Regions from separate parts of the Mus musculus genome. Here all the other regions are linked to region 1. A link is a loop called in an ENCODE intact Hi-C map of the cell type or tissue named here. Cell type or tissue: gastrocnemius. All regions are shown on one strand.

Region 1 (8,000 bases):
AATGAAATTACATCTCTCAACACCAAAAGCTGTGACTCAAGCCTGGTGTGTTACTAATGAGACCTCTGGACCTGGCACTTGGAGATGCATGATTTCCACAGAACAGTTAGGACAATCCAGGCAGGAAATGAGGCAGGACAGTGTAGTCAGGAGATGCTGCTGTGTGGAGACTCTGGTGAGCAAAGCAGCAGGCATGACTAATGACAGCAGGCAAAGCCCAGAGTCTGGAGTGAAGGTCCAAAGGCTGCTGAGAAAGGAGTGCACAGAGCTATGCCTGAACCTGTAGGAGCCAGGGCATGTGGTGAAATGTGATGCCATGCTATGATGTCACATTGTGATGTCACACTGTGATGTCACATGGAGGCATCTCTCATGGTTGTGCTCACAGAAAGGAGGGTGGAATGGAAGGAAGAGATTCCCAGAAATGTATGTTTTACTAATGCTGGGATTTTTATTTCCCTTCTCCCAGCATTCCCTGTCTTGGGACACAGCACCTGAGACTTGTGAAAGCTTATCACCCTGTGGAAACTTTCAGGGTTCCTCAGGCTCTGTTTGGAAGGTTCTGTGGTGATGGATATTCTCAGCCACCCCTGTCTCAGGTGAGTCTTTTCCTTGTCCACAATTGATAAGGGTAGGGAATAGAAATTTGCTAGGCAGAAAAGTAGCAGGGACCCCAAAACAGAGCTGTCACACTCTTGTCCTTGGTAAGAAGTGGGAAATGTCCTAGGTTTTGCCTTGGGCAGAGACCAGAAATGACAGAAGGGGTATAAGCTCTGATGGTTTGTCTCACCTGTCCTAACTTCTACAGGAAGCTGAGCGTGGGGGGGGGGGATGGGGGAGATGAGGGGGGAGGTGGGGGTGGGGGGAGATAGGGAGTGGGAGGGAAATGGGGGGAGGGGGGATCCTTTCTGGTGACAGTTTGGAACTGGATCCCTAGGTTTTCATGGTTATGCTATTCTCCAGCTCCCACCTAGCTCTTAAATAAATGTAGAGACTCTTGAGGGCAAGTTTTACAGAGTCTGGGAGGCCACTGAGCATGGACATTCCAGCTCTGTTCAGGTCCACTAAGGAAAAGCAGTCAGAAGAACAGAAGCGTCCTTAGACCTGTTGCTATGATAACACATTATCCTCCATTGTCTCCTGCCTTAAGACTTAATTAAGGGACTGGAGAGATGGCTCAGTGGTTAAGAGCACTGACTGCTCTTTCAGAGGTCCTGAGTTCAATTCCCAGAGACCACATGGTGGCTCACAACCATCTGTAATGTGATCTGATGCCCTCTTCTGGTGTGTCTGAAGACAGTGACAGTGTGCTCATATAAATTAATTATATATATAATACATATATATGTGTGTATATATGTATATATATGTGTGTGTGTGTGTGTGTGTGTGTGTGTGTGTGTGTGTGTATGTGTGTGTGTGTGTGTGTGTGTATAATACTTAATTCAGGGATGGAGGTGGCAGTCTGAGGGACTTGCCACTAGACTTCACAACCTGAGTCCAACCCTCTGAGCATACATGGTAGAAGGAAAGACCAGCTGCACAGGCTGCCCTCTGACCTCCACTTGTGTGCTGTGGCACATGCACAGGTCACACACATACAAAATAAGTACATACATATAAAGTAATTTTTAAAGAGTTCATTCAACCAGGCCTTTGCCACACACTTGGTCAAGAGACCACCTCTTAGGAAGGCTAATTCACTTAAAGAAAGGCACACGACTGAGATGGAAGGAATAGTATCCCCTCAGTAAGGTAATACACTTTTTCTTTCCAGAACGCCACTCTTGGTGTGGTCACTTGCAGGGTTTCCACTGTGGATCCTAACTTAGAAAAGCACAGCCCAAGCCGGGAAGTAGTGGCACACGTCTTTAGTCCCAGCACTTGGGAGGCAGAGGCGGGGGATTTCTGAGTTCGAAGCCAGCCTGGTCTACAGAGTGAATTCCAGGACAGCCAGGGCTACACAGAGAAACCCTGTCAAAAAAAAAAGAAAAGAAAAGAAAAGAAAAGAAAAGAAAAGAAGGAAGGAAGGAAGGAAAAAAGAAAAGCACAGCCCTGTCCTTCCTTTCTACCTCTTTTTTCTTGTGAATTCTAACCAAAGCCTAGCTTATGCTGTGCCCGATGGGCTGGGATTCCTCACTCTTTGAAACTACCCACCCTGCTTCCGCCGTGTGGCTTGCTCTCTCCTCCATCTTCCTCCTCTGGAAGCTCCCTGTCCTATAGGTTTTCTATCAAAACACTGGGAGGGGGGGAAATCCCAATTTCCCCAGTAATGCAATCGCACCAGTTCACAGTTGTATCCGCAGAAGTAAGGGTCCTTCTAGAGGGGTTCTGGGGGCTTGAGGCTTGGGACAGGGGCTTGGTGGGTAGAGCAGAAACAGGTGGGTAGGATTAGAAGCAGAAAGAATATATTAGAAGATAGAAAAGGGAATAGGGTGTAACACAAAAATATTTTTAGTAGCTTTTCCTGATGCTGTGCATGGGGTATAGGCTTTCCAGCATGACACCGCCTAACTTGGGCTTTCGCACCCATGCACTGTGTGTGATACACGGGGCTCTACACACTCTTTCTTGAAGTCTCATTAACATTTTAAGACTACACCCAGAGGTAGAATGTGTGCCTAGTCCCCCCCTTTAGATGCTGTGGGGTTCCTGTGAGTCTGTAGGGTGCCTGGTCAAGCTACTGCAGTCAGTTCTATTCAGCCTGCTGGGGATGGAGGGACAGGCCCAGTCGTGCTCTTTGCCAGTGAGTTTTTCTCATGGAAATTTTGCAGCCTTCGTGAGGTGCTGTGAATCTCACCTGCCTCCCACTCTCCCGCTGCTCCAATCTCCCACTGCCCCACTCTCCCGCCTCCCCATTCTCCCGCCTCCCCACTCTCCCACCTCCCCACTCTCCCTCTTCCCCATTCTCCTGCCCTGTTAAAGTGTCTTTCTACATAAGGACTTGGAGGGAGAGATCCGAACTGAGACAAAGCGTGTTTGATAAATAAATCTCACAGATCCTGATATTTCCAGAGAAACAAGGACTCTGCCCACCTTGGCTCTCACTCCTGCCCTCACATCCCACCTGGGGCAGCTCTGGAAAAGAAGCTGTGACATCACTTCCTTCCGGTGATTCTGGGTTGTCCAGCTTTACTCTGGGAAGCCTTTGGCACAGACTTCTATGAAGATCTAAGAGGGAGCTGGCCACATGCTAAGTCACCCTTACTTTCCCTGCCTTCAACAGCTCTTGGAAGCAGATGGGCCTTGCTGAGATAAAGAGGCACCACTAGGTGGCTGCCCGAGACCTTGCTGAGCTGGTGGTTCTGATCAGGCTTTCTTAGGCAGGGGGTGTGTGTGTGTGTGTGTGTGTGTGTGTGTGTGTGTGTGTGTATGCGTGTTTGTGTGTATGAGTGTGTGTGTGTGTGTGGCTGTGTATGGATCTGCGAGTGTGCATGAGTGTATATGTGTTTGCATGTGTGTGGGTGAGTGTTTGTATACACATTTTTGGCAGGGAGCTGTCCTGTAGAGAGAATGAGGATAGTGAAGTCAGAGGTCTGTATGAATATGATCAAAATAGATTATATCCAAAATAAAAATGTCATAATTAAGTCTATTATTTTATCGAATTAATGTACACTGAAAAAAAAAGGGAAGGAAAGAAATGAAGCCAAAATGCCTGAATTCACCAAGCAGGTTAATGTAGTGTCAGAGGGTCTTTCTAAGCCCTGGGGGGTGGAGGGAACACAGGGCACTGAGAAGCAGCATCCCTTGGTGGTAGTCATTGTTTTAGCTCATTAGATAGTTAGTTGTTAGCAAAGAAACTGAAGTGCTAGTCTGCTCTCATCCCGGCTACTAGAAATGAATCAGGAACACGGATGCTGCTGGAAACCCGAACTCCGCTAAGAAGCTGACTCAACTTCATTTTCATTCACAATCAGAAGCGTAATGAGCGCTTCATCACGCCACACCCGGGTGAGGGGCTGAGGACGCAGCTGTGAGCCACAGTCACAAGACCCCACTGCTCTCACAGAACTGGTATTTTAGATAAATTGATATTCACAGAGAAAAAAAAATTGTACAACTTTTCCATTGGGAACTCGATCTGTGTTTCCATGGCAACGCTCTTCCTTTTGCCCAGCCCTCACATGTAGAAGTGTGGGGTAATAAGATCGGCTTTATCCACCACAATTAGATGTCGCACAGGTTTCCTGGAGTGGGGCTATAATGGTTTACAAGACTTTCCACCTCTGGCCCACTTTCCTCTTGGTCATGGGGAACCTGGACATAGCATCTGGGGTGTGGGCCGCTCCTGAGGCAGAGAGCCCAGTGAACACACTGAAGGCTTAACTACACCACTGGGAAATACGAGGGAAAACTGTCCCAAACCCAGAACTCTAAGACTGTGGAAACGCTCAGAAATGAAAGGTGTGGCTTTCCTAAGCATTGCCAGCTTTCTCTCCTTCTCAAGCCAAGTCAAACATGATACAATGTAGCTGACTTTCAGACTTCCCACAGGAGGAAGTATACATTCTAAACCCAAGTGTGGAAATCACACTTGGGTCTGGAAGATGTCTAGTTTGAGCTGCAGGAAGTTAAATGCAGCTGGTCCCCTCAGGCTTACTCGTGAGCACATTGAAGAACCAGCTAGGAGACAGGCTGTGTGGAACTGCAGGACGTCGTACTTTACAAGGGGCTGGGGATCTCTGCAAAAGAGCCTGCCCAACTCCCAAAGCCCGGACAGACACAACCCTGGACACAACCTAATAGTGTCAGTTTCATCTGCTTCTGCGGTGTTAGAGAAGTGTTTCTTGCCTTCTTTGTTTGGGTTTTCTAGATTTCCCCTGACCTGTGCTGAATCCATGGTGCTAAGTACTACATATAGGAGGGGAAAAAATGTGACAGAGCCTGTCTGCAAAAGGGGTCAGTGTAGGTGTGATTGTTAAGGATTTCAAGACTGAATCATTCTTGATCATAGTGGGGTCTGAATTCAACAAGAAAGGAATAGAAGAAAGGTGGGGGTGAAAAGGGAGGAGAGAGGAGACAGAGAAACACATTCTCTGTGTTTGAGACAGATTGGATGATTCATCCACAAGCCATGAATTGAAGTGTGGGATGGACTTCCCCTCTGACTTTGTGCTTCTTGCCTCCAGAACTCTGAAAGTGTGCATTTCTGTTAGGCTAATGGGTGTGTAGCACTGTGCTATGTCACTAGAGGAAACTCAGAGACCTGCTTTCCTCAATTCTTGTTCTCTGGCTTTGGTCCTTCCTCGCCTGTGTGACAGGGTCACATCAGGTGTGGGAGAGCAGTGCTGTTGGGAAAGCATTTTCTCAACGATGACCTTCTCAGGAGACCCAGCCTCTAACTGAAGCTACCTCTGAGACACCCTCAGGAACAGCCTCTCAGATGCACTACAGCTGTCTTCAGGAGGACCCAAAATGAGACTGTATAGGAACAGAACACAGGGTTCCTCCACCCTTGGCCAGAGTGTGACACTTTTACTGGAGCCCTGTTCTTTCTGTAAAAGGAGAGGCTGTGTCTCTGTGAGTGCCCTTTGTAAGTGACTTTACATGGTATTGGGTGTCAGTGCCCTTTGTAAGTGACTTTACATGGTATTGGGTGTCAGTGCCCTTTGTAAGTAAGTGACTTTACATGGTCCTGGGTGAATTTAAAAGAGAAATGGAATTTAAAGCAATAGTTTGAGCAAACCTTGTACACTGTAGCACTCTTAAGGATATTTTGCTTTCTGTGTGGTTGTTGGCGAGTGTCCATAACAGGAAACAGAGCCATACTTTCAGGAGGCTTTCTCTGTGTTTGTCGATGCCATAGAAATCAACACACAACTTTAATTTGTTCCCCAAATGAAGGAGTAATAAAATTTTTAAAAACACTCAGGACAAGTCAGAGTGTCTGTGAGAGCCAAGAAACAGACTTAGTGTGTGTGTGTGTGTGTGTGTGTGTGTGTGTGTGTGTATTTCTTCACAGTTTTCCAAAAATCCTAGTCGGGACTGTAGATGGCCTTGGGTAACACATTCATCCCAGCAGTCTAAGAGAGCAACACATTACTGAAAGTATTTCCCACCCTAAGGGCTTCTCTCCATCAAAGCTGATGGCACCCACAAGGCTAGGCTCCAAGCTGTGGTTTTTAAGGAGCTGGGGTGGGCTAGGGAGATGCTCAGTCAATAAAGTGCTTGCTGAACAAGCATGGGGACCCGGGTTTGGATTGCCAGTGCCCAGGTAAAAAGCTGGACCCAGCAGCATGTGCCTGTAACCCAGAACTGGAGAGGCAGAGACAGGAGGGTCCCAAGGGCCTGTTGCCCAGCTATTCTAGCTGAACCCTGAGTCCCAGGCCAATGAGAAAGAAATAAAGGGGAGGGTGGCTGAGGAAGACACTGCCCACTGGCGGCCCTGGTGCCACGGCAAGAGACTATAAAGTAGTGCTCTAGGAAAATTACAGCAAGCAGCTGGTATCAAGCATAGCTGGAGCAATGCTATCTGATGCTTGGAATCCACGTGGTAGGAGGCAAGAACTGACTCCGCAAAAGTTGTCTTCCGGCCTCTACATGTGTGCATATGTACACATGCACACACATACACAATAATGTAGTTTTTAGTGAAAATAACTCCCTCTGGGAGTCCAGACCTGCACATGCTGGGGTCCCACACTATGACTTAAAGAATTTAGGTGTTTCGTTAGGGTTGGAATCCCATGTCATCTACAAAGCTGCCTTTTTCAAATTGTGCTGTGTTGCCAAGGGGTTCTTAGGACAACCCCAGGGAACTGGCTCAACCATATAGCCACTGCCTCTTCTCTCTGAGATCTCAGGCCTCCAACACCTATTTATTTGTAATTGAATCTGACCAAAAGAGAATTTGAAGCTATAACAACTTTTTTATTAATAATAATATCAAAATAAGTAAGTGACTTATTTCTAAAATCTCCTGAATACAACAAAGCTATCAGAATAGCAAAGTGTCTGTTGGGAGGGCTGTTTTATTTCTTTTGCATGTGCCGGAAATGAACAAACACAAATCTTGATGTAGGACGTTTATATTGATTCTATCTATGGGAAATAAACAAAGTGGTGGAAGACCACACAATTCAAAGTTATTGTTGATGGTGTGGATCCGCTTAACAGCTGCTGACTAATTTTCCATAGCAAGGAAACAATGGCCAGCTCATGAATTATGTTTCTGCAAGCATTTTGATCAGTAAAAATTATTAGTGATTCAAAGAGAAGGAGTTTTGAAAGATTAAATTTCGTTCGTAAGTAACAAGCCATTGGCAGTTGAATGTCACTAACCTGACATCACACAAGTGCACAGCTACTAGTGTTATCACCCTGGCAGAAGGACTTAATGAAAGAAACACGCAGAAGTGTGGCTATAGTCTGTGTCTCTTGTGAGTGGGTGGACCATTTGTGTAACTGCATTTAACCAGACCAGCCTGCTCTGGGGCCAAGCATTCTTTTGCAGGTCTCAAAGTTAGCCAGAGCAACACCTTTGAAAAAGGCCTTGTTGTAAATCTCTCAAATCCTCTCTGACTTGAGCTAAGCCGCTGGAAGGCAGAGGGGGCAGGGTCTTCTAGAATGATCTAGAATGATCTAGAATGTGATCTTCTAGAATGTTCTTGGGAACTTTTTACTTTGAAGATTTCGAAGACAGATACAGTTTTCTGAAAGCCTCCTCACTTGATAAGATTTCTTTGTTTTGTTTAGCACAGGTCAAGGCCATTAGGAATTATTCCAAAAAGGGGCTAGCATTATCAGAATTCCAGATGAGAGCCAGTTGTTCTAGAGGCTTGGGGGAAGGGCTACTATGAATCAGAGCATCTGGGCCAGACACAGCCCTTCCCCAAGCGACCACAGACAAGTCCAAGGGACACGCCGTCTGTTTCCAAGCCCGAAAAGCTATCCAGGAGGGTCTGAGCAGAAGAGGCCAAGAGGGAATTGGGTTTCATGAGCTCTTGGCAGCCACAGTGCTGGCTGTTAGGGGTAGACTGAACCGCTAACAGGAACCA
Region 2 (8,000 bases), 70 kb after region 1:
CTTTTGCTATCTACTTCAGTCCCTTTAAAAATGCTGTTCCCGGACATCCACAGTGGTAACCACAGGCTTTCCCAAGGAGCCCAGCCCCAGGGTCCGACTAGACACTGCCTCCTAAGGAGAAGGCCAAAGGCCATACCTGCCAGGTGTGAGCTGGCTCCCCGGTCTCCCTGAGAAGGAACTGGAGCTGGCCCTGGGGGGCTCGCACCTCCGTAGCTGTCAGCCTCCCATAGTGTTTGGTACCCGGCAATCTCAGCAGCTCCTTCTGAGACAATGGGCTCGCAGAATCTATTCATGGACAGAACCAGCGTCATCTCTAACAGCCTTAGATCTGGGGTGGAAAAGAGGGGAGGGGGAGGGGGGATAGATAAAGAGCTCTGATTAGGAGCCAGCCTGAGGATGGTCTCAGCATCTTCCTGTGCTTGAAGAAACTTTTACTTCCTCCCCACCCCCCATCCCCCAACCATCTGATTATTTTTCCAAGGAAACCTTAGCAAGCTCTTGATGCTGTTAGCTTAGCCACTGAGATCAGCAGCTCTGCATTTCAGGGCGGATCTTTAGAGCCCACTCTCCTTATTGTTCTCAGATCCCCTCAGCCTCTCTCAGACAGCTGCTCTGCCTCCCAAATACAGTTTTCTCCCGACCTTTAAAATGTACCCCTAAGAGGAAGGGCCAGAACCCTCAGCCTCCCTTCTACTAATAAGGTGAAATCAATTTTCTATTCAAGCCCCTAGGAGACCCCTTTGATGAGATCTGCTAATCAATTGGGGGAGGGGGTGGAAGTCCCTAGGGTCCTCCCAACACTTGGTGAGTTTAAGTCTCTTCCCCAGCTTTCTCCTCTCTTCCCAGTTCCTCCTCTACACTCAGGATCTTCCCCTACTCTCTCCTCCCAGGGTGAGGCTGACAGACACTCGGTAGTTGTTTCCACAGCCCTGATCGGCCTGAACTGGATCTGCCTCCAGTCAAAACACTGCGAGATGAAGACAGAAAATTGGCTCCAGTTTCCAGCCGTGAGTTGCAGTCCCACAGGAGCCAAGCACAACATCAACCAAGCAGCAGAATATTAAACAGGAGCCAGGGCTCCGGGCAGACACAGCCAGCAACTCTTTAAACTGCAAAGCCAGATGCATGGCAGGAACTTTCCAAGAGTCAACACAGCCCTCTCTGGTTCCCAGCCCTGACCTCAGGACTGCAGGGAGCAGCCTAGCCTCTGCCACTCGTGATGCACCCAGACCCTGATCCTGTCAAATCCAGGCTATGGGGATATGTTGGCCCTCAAGATATTGTCAAGAGTATGTTTCAGGTAGATAAGAGCCAGGTAGGACAGCAGGAAAATCCTGGGGCCACAGGCCAGAGTGAAGACCTGGCTGGCACCTCTGGTTCCTGGTTTCTGTAGGACATCCAGACCCACAAGACCCATTTGTGTTTTAAGAACCTGTCAATGAAATGCTATCTGGCTTGCTTGCTCAAGATGGATTTTCCTTGTGCTATAGCAAGGGCCCAGTTCATTCTTTTGCCTTCTGGCTAGGGCAAGGATAAGCTTATCACTGTCTCATGGAGAGTACTGTTCCCTACATGTTAGGACATCAGTGCACACCCAGGGGAAAGGGAGGAATGTAGCTTCAATAAGGTGGCAAGATCCTCTGGCTACCAGAGCAGCCACTGACAGCTGACTGTCTTTCACCAGGTGGCTGTGTTCTGGGATTCAGCTGAAGCCCTGCAGAGGACAGAGACAGGGCAGGGTCGCCAATGTGTGGATAGAATCAGGACATAGCTGACTTGGTCCTTGGAGACTGCATATCCATTTTTCTCTCCAAAGAGATGTCAGAAATGGCTTAGGGAAAAAGGATGTGTGTGTGTGTGTGTGTGTGTGTGTGTGTGTGTGTGTGCATGCCGTGAGTCTGTGCATGCTGTTTGTCTGTGCATGTGTGTGTGCATGCTGTGAGCCTGTGGATGTGTGTGCATGTGTATGTGTATGTATGTGATCTGGCTCCCTAGTCTCCCTGAGAAGGAACCTGTGTTGGCCCAGGGGACTCACACCTCCGTATCTGTCAGCCTCCCAATAATACAATAAATCTCTATCCAGAAATGCTGGGAGATGTCATTTATTTCACTCTTCCAGTCATCAACAAAGAAATTTTGTCTCCATCAGTTTAACAAATTCAGCGAGCCCTTTGGTCTCTTCTTGTCAAACTCTGCATCCAAGCAAAGAGTCCAGTTTCTTAACCTAGTCTAAAAGACACCTGTATCCAGAAATGCCAAAGCTGGAGACAGACCACGGCCCTTTCTGACTGACACTCACTTCTTAGGTGGATTCTGGAAAGAAGATCCAAGCCTTTGCCAGGTGGACCGCTTACTATGTATAAACAAAAGAGGGTTTACAAACCCACACCCCTAAAGAAAGAGAAGCACCTCCAGGCTCCTGCCGGCAATTACCTTGCTTAATAGGACATTAACGGGCCCTGGGCTGCTCTGCCCTACTCTGTTTGTTTATGTTCTAATGACTTGGGGAGCAGCTTTTCTGTTGTTAAGACTCTCAGGGCTTCTATTTGTAAGCATTGTTTACAACAGATGAAATTCCATCATTATGCATTTGAACTTGAAACGTGGCGGGATAGTTTTTAGTGTGGTTGTTTCTTTTGTTTATAACATCTAATTTCTTCAAGTTTTTCTTTTTCAGGTTGAAAACTGCTACATGCAAGATCTTAATGGGAGAGGCAGGGTTCTGCAAGTGATTTATTTAAGCTGGAATAAACCATGAATGAGCTGGAACTACTTGGGAGGGGGGAGGAGAATCTGCAATTGAGCCTTCCTGGTCTATTTGGAACTCACACTGTTGTTAACCAATTAGGGAGGCAAGTGTGGTCTTCTTGAGACGCTGGACTATTTACAGCACCCATGTTTAGCATGGATCCTCTGTTATGGAGTCCAGGAATCCAAGTTCACAAATTTATACTGTTAATATGGAAAACAGCCACAATGATGTATACTACGGAGATCTTGTTGTTTTAGTATCAGAAATTAGTTAAAACGGAGAGCGTTAGCACCCAAGCTTGTGGCCCTCAGGCTCCTGTGAGACTGTTTGGTCACTGAGGTGATAGTGTGGAATGGCCCCTCCAGCACCCTCTCAAGGCTAAGTGTGAGAGTTTTCACTGAGTGCTCTTCAGAGTGCATTTCTATACAATTTGGTTTTCCTGAATGAAGCCATTCTGGCTGCTATGGCTCAGGGTGCCGGGAATCTAACAGGGGCTACTGGACATAAAGCAGCACGACAGAAGGAGTATCCTTCTTCCTCCTGACATTGGGAATTGCAGAGCATTTTATATAAGGTGCCTCTAAGCTGCTGGAAGACAGAGTCCAACCCTGGACTGCATGGGGTGACCGCTGCAATCCAGAGAACTGCAGTGTTCTGTCCTGGAGAGCCAAATGACTTCCCCACCCACGGTCTCCAGGCGGTCCCAGGCAGAAGCTCAACAGTTTGGCTGGTTCAACCAATGGTGGAGGGAGGGGCTGGGTGGGAAGAACAAAACCCTTCAACGCTCCAAACCTGACAGGTGTCGGGTTTTTTTTTGTTTTGTTTTTTTTTCAGGTCCTTGTGGTGCCCCGGGAAGTGCAATGGCCAGCTGCAGTCCCAGGAGGCTAAGAGTTCTCTGTCGGTGTTGGGGGTTGGGAATGCAGGTGTGTGTGTGTGGGGGGGGGGACGGACACGACTAAGGAGGTCAGAGGTTTCCCACTGGGAGCTTTGGGGTTAGCATTCTCAGTCCAGGCCCTAGGAGGGGTACAGGGGTGTGACGGGTCCCTTATCCAGGGTCTCAAACAGACGCACCCTGGAGACTGGTATCACTGCCCTTAAGCCCTTTTCTGGACCGAGGGCACCGTCCGGCTAGCCGCTGGCCGCAGGGAAAAGTAAACAGCCCAAGTGTCTGGGAACAAAGGCAAGTTGTCTTCCAAGGTGCTGGAGCCCAGTGCCTCTCCTGAAGAATAAGGGCTATCATTATTCGCTCTTTCTAAAAACCAAGTTTCCTTCTATGGGAAATACACGCCAAGGTGGGATTCCAAGGCTATGACTCACAGCGGCTGGCGGGGCCACACTCCAGCCCGCAGCTGCCCTGGTCCTTCGCCGAGCTGCTGCCGCCCGCGCGGTACGCGCCGCTGGAGCTAGGGGTGGACCTTGGTGCCCCGCTCCTGCGGCCCGGCACTCGGGAAAGTTGCGGGGCCGAGGAGACTGCTAGAGGCGGGGGCGTGGGCCTGGCAGCCCGCGGGGAGGTGAGCCGAGGACAGCGCCGCCCGCAGCCAGGAGCAGGGGCGGGCGCGGAGGTGGCGGGGGACACAAGGTGTCAGCTCCGGCAGCGGCGCCTTGTTCCGCGGAACGCGCATCCCTGCGCCCCGCAGGCCCTCCTCCCTACCCTCTTGGCCCCAGGCCGACCCTCCTGCTACCCGGGGAAACCCGACTCGCCGCCACGGGGTCTTCGCCCACCGCCCGGGTCGCCTCGTGCGCGCCGCAGCTCCCGGGAAGGGCGCGCGACCCCGGAGAGCGCGCGCCGCCCCCGCGCCCCGCTGTGTCCAGCTGCGCCCTAGCCCCACGCGCGACCCTCCCCGCCCCCGCGCGCCCTGGGGTCACGGCTCTTACCGCGCGCCCCGCGCTCCAGCCGCCGCCGTCCTCCGCGCGGCCGCCGCTGCCCACGCGCCTCCCGGGCCCAGTCGGCGTGGCCGGGTACGCGGCGGCCGAGGTCCCCGCAGGTCCCGCCGCCGCCGCCGCAGACGGTTATGGAAATGAGCCGATGTGTCTGGCGAGGAGCGCGAGAAACCCGTCAATCCTGTTTGCCATTTCCCCGCGGATTTCCGAGCCTGGCTCTGCTGGATGCCCCCGGGGCGAGAGGGAACCTGACAAGCGCGCTCCCCGCCTCCCTCCGCTCTGCCAGATCGCGGGGCGCCGCGCCCCCGCCCGCCCTGCCTCCGCCCCCGCTCCGCCTCCGCCCTCGGGGCCGCGCGGGCCGCTCCCGCCCGCAGCCCGGACCCCACGCGCGCAGCCCGCGGGAGGCAGGGGCTGCAACGCACGAAGCGTTCATCGCAACCTGCCCAGACGTCTTGTCTATTTTTTAGATTTTGCTTTAGTTTTCTTATTGTGTGTGCGTGTGATTTGAAAAAAAAAATCTGTGCCTTTCCCACCCCTTACTAAAGACTTTCTTCCCCTCTGTACAGCACACGGAGATGAGAAACAGATGTCAGAGCTGGACTGAGCCTTTGCGCTCCCCCGCCCGCTCGATCCCTTCCCCAGCAGCCTGGGTGTAACAAGGCAGCACTCATCCTGCGGCCACGTGAACTGGCAGCTACTGGGTGCGGATCCCCGTGGGGGAAACCTACAAGAAAAACAAACAGACAAACAAACAAAAACTAATAAAGAAGCTTGCCCTTGGTGGAAAGGCTGTGACAGGAGCTCAAGTCATTTTATTTTATAAATAGTGATTTCCCCCCCCTCTTCTTGTAGTGGATTCTATTGGAGTTAGTTTTTGTGTGGATTTTTATTGTTTTGTTTTTGAGACTGGGTCTCACTGTGTAGACCAGGCTGGACTTGAACTTTTAGAGATCCGTATGTCTCTGTCTACCAAGTGCCACCAAGCATGGCTGGGTTTTTCTTTAAAAGCAAAACAAACAAACCGCAAACACATTGATTCATAACTGCTGTCTGGGTCCCTCTGTCATGAAGAGGTCACTTCTGGTGCAAAGAAGGAAGAGGTTTAGAGAGGTAGACCGTAACAAAGCGCGGGTGGGGGAAGGGAGGCACCTGTGCAAAGTGTTAAGAACTGCTACTATGCCAGATGCGCTGAATGTGACACAGTTCTTTATAGCAGTGATCCTCCCGCCTGCAAGATCCAGGCCTCTGACTGCCTGGTCGCTGCGAATCCAGGAGGCGCACAGACTGCAAACCAGGGGGAGAGGATCAGCGCCTGCAGATTGAGCTCCATCTGATTTGCATGTTTATTTCCTAGAATTGTAATTAAATTTGTGTAATAAATGTTTTCCATTTCATTTGTACACTCAAAATTTGGGTGACTGACATGCAGCTAAGTGAATTTCCTTTTTTTTATTTTATGAAGTAAATGTGCCTTATTCAATAAAGTAGCAAATATTAACCATCGTCAGGACTAATCTATTTAGAAAGTGTTTCTATTGAACTCTGTGCATCAAAGACACAAAAATTCTTAGGGTATCAGGACACCAAGAGAACAATGCTGAAAACAGGAGGCCGTGGCCAGCATATTTCAGTTTTTCCAAAAGACAGTCCAGGGTTGCACGCCTGAGATTGGGCTTTCTTGGGTTCATTCCAAACCATGTTAAATTGCCCTGACTCATGCCAAGATGGGCATTAGATGATGATTTCGGAATTTTCGAGATAATTTTTTTCTTCAGTCCATGAGAGTCCCACGTCCAGGTTGAGGGTAGAGTCTACTCTTCACTGGAGGGAGGAGGCACAACTGCTTTAAAGCAGTGCAGTTTGGGGAATCCAAATTCTAACCTAAAACTGTTTATCCTGTAGCTCAAATAAAGAACTAAATGTGGGGCTCGGAGGCATGGCTTATTATTGTTTTTATCTCCCCATATTAAAGTTTCATAGCATTTAAAGGGCTATGGGGAATCCACACACACACTTAGCTGTGTCAAAATACATAAAACCAAAAGGAGCAAATTAAGCATAAAATTGAGAAATAACATGAGACTAAGATCCAGCACAAGCTGCTTTTGCTTCTTTAGAGCTTTATCTCTAAAACCCAGCCTTCTGGGGAAACTCCATAGCACCCTGGGGTGCCTACAAACCAAATTTCTGCATTTAAACCCTGTACCCTTGCAACTATGCATATGAACTTGACCCTGTTTCACTGGCAGCTTTCCTGACTCACTTTTAATGCCAGGGTTACTGTCCCTTAGTGCCCACCTGCTCACAGCTGAACAAGCATGCTACCGCAAAAGGCAGTCACGTGCCTACGGAAAGCGAAACATTATTTAAAAATGTAAGTTGTGGCTATGACATAAGAACCACAAATCAATAGTGAAGTGTTTGGAATGAGTGAATGCGATTTACAAACAACAGCCAACTGAGTACTATGATGTCATCATTTTGGGATATGTGTGAACTTGCAAGAAAAAAATGCTTGGGTATAAAACTTAAAATACGTTGAGCTGCAATTGAAAGCCGCAATTGTTCTTCAGTGTTTACACTGAAGTGCCAGTCTGAGAGTGTCCTGACTGACACAGTACCCAACAGATTCTAGTGCTGGGGCCACACTCCTCTCTCTAGCATGGATTCCCACTGCTCAGAGACGTGTCCCAAGTTCCTACCTCAGAAGTGTGTAAAGTGCCTTCACAGAACTCTGCCACTTCCAGGCAAAGCTGCCCTGGAAGCAGTCTCCCTACTTTCTCATTCACATGTGAGAACTGAACTAGATACTAGATAATGAGGTGTGCAAGAGATGAGCAGGACACCAACCCAGACTTATGAATTCACCAGTACGGTGAGCAGTAGAAGAGTGGAGAATGCTGGGACGAGTTAGTCATCTGGGCATGGTAGGTGTGTCAGCTAATGGACTAGTAAGCACTCAGGTTTTACCCGTGAGTATGTGAAAGTAGGCAATAGATGAAACCAGATCATACTGTGTACTGAAAGCAATGGGCATCTTCAAGGGTCTGTGCTGGGGAACCACATGAGGAAACTAAACTTTAGGGCAAGCCATGTCCAGGGGACAATGTTTTTGAAACACTCAGCTGCTTTCTCAGCAGTACAGAAAGAAAGACTGTGGGTATTCATTAGAGTTGTGGCCTCAGAAGAGAGAGGAGATGAAGAAAGGGATAAGAATCATGAACATTCTCCTGTCTGCTGAGGTTGGAGGCTGAGAATGTAATGAGTCAACTAAAATATTTTCAGTGAATTGGAGAAATACGTAGGTCAGCTCTGTAGAGACTCCAGCAAACATGTTTATTCAGAGTTGAAAATGACACTTTGGGTT
Region 3 (8,000 bases), 98 kb after region 1:
CAGTGTTTGGCCTTCAGTTCACGATGCTTCGTTTTGCAGGAGCCCAGGATTGTCAGAGGAGGAGACCAGCCTGGGAGGACCCGCCTAAAAAGGGGATTTACTTAGGCTCCCAGCTCCAGAGGTTTCAGATTATGACAGGTGGGGATGCTACTTTGAGTGCACTGAAGCAGAGCATCATGGTGCCAGCCAGGCAGTAAGGACAGAGGGAGAAGCTCTAGGTCCCAATGTCTCTACCAAACTCATGCCTCTAAAGACCTTCAACTTCAATAATTCTCAGTAGCACTAGCAACCAAGCTTCTAGTGGGCTGTTTAGGGGACTTTAAATCCTAAGTAGGGGGATCCAGTGAAGTGGAGGATTAGCACTGCATAGATCCAGACAGGAGCTCCTCAGCAGGTCCTAGAGTCAAACAAATGCCGTTTGGGATGCTCTGGGATGCATCTGTGAAGCTGCAGTCTGGAAAGTCCGTGTACATAAATTCTGAAGTGATTTTTGAGGAAAAACATCTAAGGCAACCTCGCAATATAATCTTGCATGGCCCATACACTCACACTCAGCTTGGAAGAACATGGCTCCTTTCTGCATGGAACACTCCTGCAGCTCTTTATGTGTAGAGGTTGTCTATTTATTTTTAAAGGTTTATTTATTTTATGTATATGAGTACACTGTGGCTGTCTTCAGACACACCAGAAGAGGTCATTGGATCCCATTACAGATGGTTGTGAGCCACCATGTGGTTCCTGAGAATTGAACTCAGAACCTCTAGACGGGCACTCAGTGCTCTTAACCGCTGAGCCATCTCTCCAGGCCAAGAGGGTATGTATTTGTAATGTGCTCTTTCCTAAGCAGTTGCCAGGCACATGAAGTCTGAGACCTGCCAACAGAAGATCCAAGCAGCTACAGTCTTTTCCTCAGCTCCTTAGCACCTGGTCCTCCCAGATACTTAAGACATGCTCTCTGTTGCCACTAGGGGCAACATCTAAATCAAGAAGAGATCAGAAAAACTTTACTGGGAGTACAGTGTGCTCGAAGTGGCAATAAGATAGCCATGACACCCATAGGCTTTAAGTAATGAAGGCTGAGAACTACTAGTTTGTCCAAGAGATTTCTCTTCCAAACCTAGGCATAGTTCCGTCTCTTAGGGTGCTTGCACTTTTTTCCCCCTTTTCTTGAGGACTGGCCTTTAACTCACATGTAGCAGAGCTCTTGATATTCCCACTTCCATCTCCCAAGTGCTGGGATTATGAGTGTGTACCACCTCCTGGTTTACTTTCTTTTTCGGTAAGCATTTCATTTCAAATTATGATTCCCCCACCTGACATCCTGAAATACAGACTGTGAGTCATGTATGATTTCAGAGGTTTTTCAAATATAATCCTTCACTTAATATCAACACTCTTGCATTCAGAGCTCCAATCAATCCAGTCTGGCAGGCATTGTATTTCAAAACTATCACACAAAGAAATTTCCCTTTCAAGACACTTCCCTCCACTGCTGTCAAAAAGAAGCCCATTTAGAGCAAAATCAAAATCAAGGGAGCAGAAATAAGTCTGCTGGGAAGAAAATGAGTGTTTTTGGGGAGAATGCAAAGATAATGAAAGCACTGGCTCAGAGTCAAGTGAAGACCAGAGCTCTCTGAGCGATGGACGGCGGCAGAACCAAGTGCACTTTGACCTCCGAGGCTTCCTGCAGCCTACTGACGACACGGATAATGTCAAAGGATTCTTGTCTTGCCAATGTTCTCAGTAACAGAGCAGTCAATCAAAGATTCACAAAGTCTCATAAGACTTTGAAAAGTGGTTCAATGCCTAAAGCAAGGAGAAGAGGCTCAGGAGCTGTGGAGGATGCCTGCTGAGGGGCCACATATAGCATGAGAGAGGGTTCGCTTGCCTGTTCTCTAAAAGCTTGTCCATGAACCTTTCTTGTGCTTCTATCTCCAAGTTGAACAATCAAATAACTGTTTTCTTTCTTCTGCCATGAGGGGAGAAAATACTTGGTGGTGGGAAAAACAGAAGGCCCTGGTTATAACCCATGGTCCTATCTGGAGGCAGCTGTTCCATGCATATCTGCCATACAAGTTTGCAAAATATTCTTTTAATATGTTTTAGAAGTTAATCCTGTAACTGTGACTGGCAATTTACCCACATGACAGCTACGTAAGGAGAAACACTGTAGCAAAGCACGCTGAGATTTCAGTAACGTGGGGATAATTGCTTATGAATCAACTTTGTTGTAACTCATTCTTCCTTTGCTTAGAAGTCAAGTGTCCTATTTGAGTGTAGTGCCCCAGGGTGTCTGAAGCTGCCTGACCACTTACCTCCTGGTGCTTGGGTGGCTTTCACTCCCTTAGCAAGCGCTCTTCTGTGTGCTTTCAACCAGTAACACTGATTATAGTTGACATTTCTATCTAGGTTTTCTTGTCCTTCCTGCTGTGAGAGGTAGGAAGCTGACAAGAGGGGGAAGCTCAGTAAGTAGAGATAAAGATGAGAACCACAGTAACAACAGCAACAAAGGTAATAAATGGAACTGTCTATTAAGTACCTCTCGGTTTCTTAAAAGTCTATGTTTGAAGCTGGGCATGGTGGTACATATCTGTAATTCCAGCCCCCAGGGGGCTGAGGCTGAAAGATGGCAAGTTTTAGGTCAATCTGGGCTACACAGACAGATTCTGCTCCTGCAGAGGACCTGAGGTCAGTTCCCAGCACAGTGTTCCAGTGGCTCACAGTTGTCTGTGATTCCAGCCCCAGAGGATCTGACTCCTTCTTCTGGCCTCTGTGAACACCTGCACACACATTGTCCACATACAGACAAGCAGATGTACCTATGTGTGAATGTGCATGGGCAAATGCATGCACACATATAAATACGATTAAGTTAAATTAGAGAGACCGTCTTTAAAAACATCAAGTCTCTACCTTTGGGATATAGAGTTTGGCAAAAGAGATCTTACTTGAGTGTCTCTTGGAAGTGTTATGTATATAATTAATGGTATACTCTGGTTAATTCATGAGAAGTGTGTGAGTTGATTTTCTTCACAGTGATGTTCAATCAAGCATGCTAGCATTAATAATTAACAGCATCAAGGTCTCATAAGATTGCTGGCAGGTGCTAGAGCACCGGAGAAACACTAATTTCTACCCTTGCTAGCAAATTTTAATCTTCTTCTTGATTGTGGTAATCTAAGCATTGTAACTGATAGCTAAAATAGACAATGCATTCAATTACATATATAATAATGTTTAAGGGGCTGGAAAGTAGAATTATATACCAATTCAAACAATATTTCAAGAGATGATTTATTCAAAACATTGTTAAAGAACTCTTTGGATGGCTGGAAGGGGGCTCCGCAGTTAGGAGCACTTAGTGGACTGGCAGAGAACCTAGGTTTAGTTCCCGAGGCATCCACATTTATCCCAGTTCCCCTGGGGGAACTAATGCCCTCTTATGGCCATTATGTGCACACACATGTATACATACATTAAAGTAGTTAACATTTAAGAACTCTTTAAGGATTTGCAAGCTTCTACCACTTCTTTCCCAATATCTCAGTCATAATCCCTGGGAATGGGTTAGTGGCTCTCAACCTTCTTTATGCTTTGACCATTTAATATACAGTTCCTCATGTTGTGGTGACCCTCAACCATAAAATTATTTTCATTACTTCTTCATGACTGTGATTTTGCTATGGTTATGAATCATGATGCAAATTCTTGTGTTTTCAGGTTGTCCCAGGCAACCCTGTGAAAAGGCCATTTAACCCCCAATGGGGTCATGACTCACAGGTTGAGAAGCCATTTTAATGGTTAGCTCATCAGTAATATGAAAAAATCTAGGCTTGTGAACAAGACACACATTAAAACTATAGGTTAGCTGGGTATGGTGGCACATGCCTTTGATCCCAACACTTGGAAGGCAAGGAAGACAGATCTCTATGAGTTCAGCCTAGTTTACAAAGAGAGTTCCAGGACAGTCAGGGATGTTACATAGAGAAACTCTGTCTTGAAAATTCAAGCCAACCAACCAACCAACCAACCAACCAACCAACCAACCAACCAACCACCACCACCACAACAACAACAAAAAACCCCAAACACCAAACCAAACTAATAGGTTACAACTAAATTAATAACCCTTAACAGTAATATGTGAGACTTCACTTCCCCATAACAGCTTTAAATGCCTACATTTCTGGGACTTGCACTTGGGGAGACCTTTGTGACTAGGTCAGTGGGCAGAGAATGGAAAAGAAACTCAGACTTATGTTGCTGGGATGAGGAATGTCCCACAGTTCTTTGGTTCTTCTGAGATACTTCTCTTAGAATGCAGGCACAAAGACAGTTTATACACAGGAGTACTACTGTTAGACTCCCTCTAGAACACCAGCATGACCTCCAAGGTGAGGGTACCTGCAGCACTGCAGCCTTAGAACATGTCTGGTCATGCCATGTCTAATGAGCGGCTGCTGGTTTTCTAGCCCTCTGCCCTGGGAAGCATGCACTCAGCAGTATGGAGCTGGAGCAGTTTGATACATGGAGACATTGCTCTGCTTAAAATAGCCCTAAAGCCCATAGCTCTTGCTTTGGGACTGAGCATGGGAGAAGTTGGAAGGGCCCTGAGCAGGCAATGGCTTAGTGGGACCCCAAGGACATTTTAGAGTCTAGTAGTGAGAGCTGGAAAGAAAATAAGGGACAGGTTACTTGACAATGGGGGCTGGGGCAAATCTTCATGGTGTACTGGTGTGGTATTGTTCCTAAAGTTAATGTTACATTGTTCAAAGCAGTCAGCGACCTGGGCCAGGAGATTTTCAGGCAGAATGCTGACTGGCTATGCGTAAGGGAAAGAATGGCTGGACACAAATATTATACTTCTTTTAACCCACAATCTCTCCAGATGGTCAAAAGTTGAAATGAAGCTGTGGAACTGTAGTAGCAGTGCCAGAAGCCAAGGGTATGACTGTAGATCTGTTAGGACCTCAGAGTCTTATCAGGGTACACAGTAACTCTTTTAGACATAACAAATGCACTAAAGATCTTAAGGAAGGCCTTCTATTAAACAGCAGGGAACCCAGACCTTTGGGTGGCCATGTTTCACAAGTGTCATGAGAGTTCCAGGCGGAACTCATTGTGAATGTGGTTTGTCTAATAAGTTAGGATAGAAATGAACAAACAAAAGTTCCTGTGGTTTTAAACAATTTGTAGCTTGGACCAAGAGGAACAAATAATAATAGGGAGAGATCAGTCCTTGCCTTTACCCTACAATTTGAACAGACAGAAAGTTGTATTGATATAGCTGTGCCACTACAAAGATGTACAGCACTATATAGAAAACACTGACTTCCTGGGTGGTAGTCTTTTTGAGCAGGGCCCACCCAGGTCACCCTCTATTTGCTTCATTCTTGCATATGAGCTATAGGTCAGCAAGCATGTAATTTGTCTCTCTGGATTACAGGACACTTCCCATGGGGTCTCCTCCATACTTGACTCTGACAGGAAATGCCATTATGGTCAGAGACCAGCATTCCTGAAAAGGGGCTTAGGTAGGTGCATTTTTGTGAGGATATGTGAATTGTGGCCAAGAGGGAGACTGGCAGGCAGTGTCAGTCAAACGGGCTGCAAGTTCTTATGCTGTGATTTGATTCTCCTCTCATGGTGACCCATGTAGGACCCTGAATGCCAGCAATGAACAATACCAGCTTGGTTTTCTGACTCTTGCTTTCTCCTCCCTCCACTACTAACTAGCCTCACCGTTGCATCTTGTGACTCAGAGGTCTTGTTTCCAGGGCTTCCTTCCTTCCAGTGTTCTTCTAATGCATCTAAAGTGAAGGGGTGGGAATAACAACATGGAGTTGTATCATGCTTCTATCTAGTTTAAAGCTCTTAAGGAGTTTTCTTTGGCCCATTGCTCATGCCAAGGACACGGCTCTATACACACTGTTCTTGGCTATCTCTACGGCACAATTTCTCATTCTTCCATTTTCAGTTGTTGATAAATGACTTCTGATAACCCATCGGTCAGTCTACCTCACATATTCATGCTTGTATTGAAATAATGTCTCATCTAAATTCTCTAGAAATGATGCCGCTCTCTCTAGGCAGCACTCTTGCCACAGACCCTTGCTTAAACAGCTTCTGTGTGCCCCTCCCAAAGAGAAGCCCCACACATCTGTAAGGAAGGAGTGCTGTTTACCAACTGCTAGCATAGAGCTGCTGACATTTTTCTTTGTTTGGTTTTCAAGACAATGAGACCACACATTTCATTTGGAAGGAAATGTATCTCATTTTTGTTTAAATACCAAAGCCAAAATATAGTTCCTAACACACAGGATATATTTAATAGTTATTTGTAAGACAGAAGCTCAAGCAAAAATACTTTTAAGCAATAATATTTCATTAAAAAGGCAAGTGATTAAAAGCAAACAAACATCAAAGAACAACCAAACAAACAAAAAACCCAAAACCTAGTGCTAGGGACCTCGGGAAATATAGCTCAGTGGTAGAGTATTTGTCTAGCACATGTAAGGCCCTGGGCTGGATCCCAGAACCACAGAAATAAACAAACCAAACAACAAGCAATCAAACAAAAACAAACAGAAATCAACCAAACAAAATACAGATATCATTAAATTGACAGCATAGATTGTCATTTTAAATGATTAAAGTCTTCAAAAGGCTAGAACTTTTTGGCTCTATCCAGTCAGTCAAAAATCAGGAGGAAAAATATTCATAGTGTGGGAAGGCAAAGGTGCCAACACCAGAGACTGAGGGCACCAGACTTCTTTGGAGAGCTAGAGGATGAGGGTCCAGAGCAGTAGGATGTGTGAAAGACACCGGTAATATACAGCGCAGATATACAAAAAGGATACACTGAAGATGAGTGTCCTTTCATCACTCATAAAAAGATGGAACTAAAAGCACATGGATACACACTAGGAAAGTACTAGGGAGTGTGTCCTGCCCACACACCTGATGTCCTAACTTCACACTGAGTCCAGTTGTATTTTCATATGAGAACAGACCTTGAAGGTTAAAGCATTCCTGAGCACCTTGGCTTCTGTTTCTACATAGCCAGAACTTGGATATTCTTACCCATACTTATGGAGGAACAACAAGCTAGGCATGGAGCTAGGCATGGAGGCTCAGGTGGAGATGGGTAGATCCTTGGGGTCTACTGGCAAACTGCCTAGCCTGCTTGCTTAGCTCTAGCTGTGAGGCCATCTCAAAATGCAGGAAAGAGTAGACAGCATCAGAGGACTGGTACCTGGGGTTTCCCTCTGGTTTACACACACACACACAAACACACACACACACACACACACACACACACACACACACACACACACACACACACATGCACACAGGTGCATGCATACCTGTACGTACGTGAATGCACACAGATACGCATGAAAGAATAACAAAAGCTGAACAAAAATGGAAATAAACTGTTATTTGGTTTGGAAGTTAAACAACAGGCTTATAAATAATACATGTGTCACACAAGCTTCAGGAAAAAAATATCTGAACCAATGAAAACTAAAACAGACATCAAAATCAGCAGGTTTGTGGGATGCAGTGAAGTAGTACTTGCAGGGAGAGTTATAGCTGTACTTGCATCAGGAGAGAGGGAAGCACCAACATCAGTTATAAAACCCCACCTTAGGAAGGATAAAGAACAACAATTTAAGCCTAAAGCAAACCAAAGAAAAATTAAGCTTAAATCAAAATCATTAAAATAAAGATGTCAACAGTAAATATCAACGAAATGAAAAAAAAAGTTGTATGAAAAATATGTAGCTAGGCTAGGGTGGAGGAAGAGGAGGGAATGGGAGAAAGGCAGCAGGCACTGATGTTAAAGGAACAGTGATGTAATAGCAACAGCTACTGTTTCTGAGGAATTGGGTCAATTCCTTTCATACACACATGACTAAAACTGGCACTAAGAAGTGGGTAATGGGAGCAATCCTGATGGACCAATACTGAGTAACAGCTCCCAGAAGAAAAGGCAT

Evidence for each region. Hi-C counts contacts between places; a loop is a spot of excess contacts. Peaks named below come from ENCODE experiments on the same cell type or tissue, not always from the same donor. Only the 100,000 strongest peaks of a DNase experiment are listed, where the experiment ranks them.
Region 2: it touches region 1 in a loop (2.9-fold over the local background); 12 of 42 quality-filtered maps call a loop at or near these places.
Region 3: a loop joins it to region 1, with 2.6 times the contacts of the local background. A loop is called at or near these places in 8 of 42 quality-filtered maps.

What each region holds. Positions count from the first base shown.
Region 1 is chr1:192,781,306-192,789,305 of GRCm38, forward strand. Gm31078 (a long non-coding RNA gene) reads left to right here and starts at 396. Exons shown (of 3, transcript XR_373900.3): 1 at 396-426; 2 at 536-599; 3 at 3,839-5,791. In gastrocnemius, a CTCF peak has its summit at 3,248 (motif pointing right); a DNase peak (open chromatin) is centred at 3,290; H3K27ac peaks cover 2,636 bases.
Region 2 is chr1:192,850,816-192,858,815 of GRCm38, forward strand. It overlaps Sertad4 (SERTA domain containing 4), which reads right to left and starts at 4,937. Exons shown (of 4, transcript NM_198247.2): 1 at 4,628-4,937; 2 at 137-328. The coding sequence starts at 311. It overlaps Gm15867 (predicted gene 15867), which reads left to right and starts at 4,113. Exons shown (of 2, transcript NR_131748.1): 1 at 4,113-4,263; 2 at 5,200-6,041. In gastrocnemius, a CTCF peak has its summit at 4,307; DNase peaks (open chromatin) are centred at 1,024, 4,393, 4,881, 5,253 and 1 more place; H3K4me3 peaks cover 4,914 bases; H3K27ac peaks cover 4,465 bases.
Region 3 is chr1:192,879,373-192,887,372 of GRCm38, forward strand. It overlaps a transcript of Syt14 not described here. Among named protein-coding and RNA genes, the nearest start is that of Sertad4, 28 kb to the left of the region's middle. In gastrocnemius, CTCF peaks have their summits at 953 and 3,430 (motif pointing left); no DNase peak of the experiment used is centred here.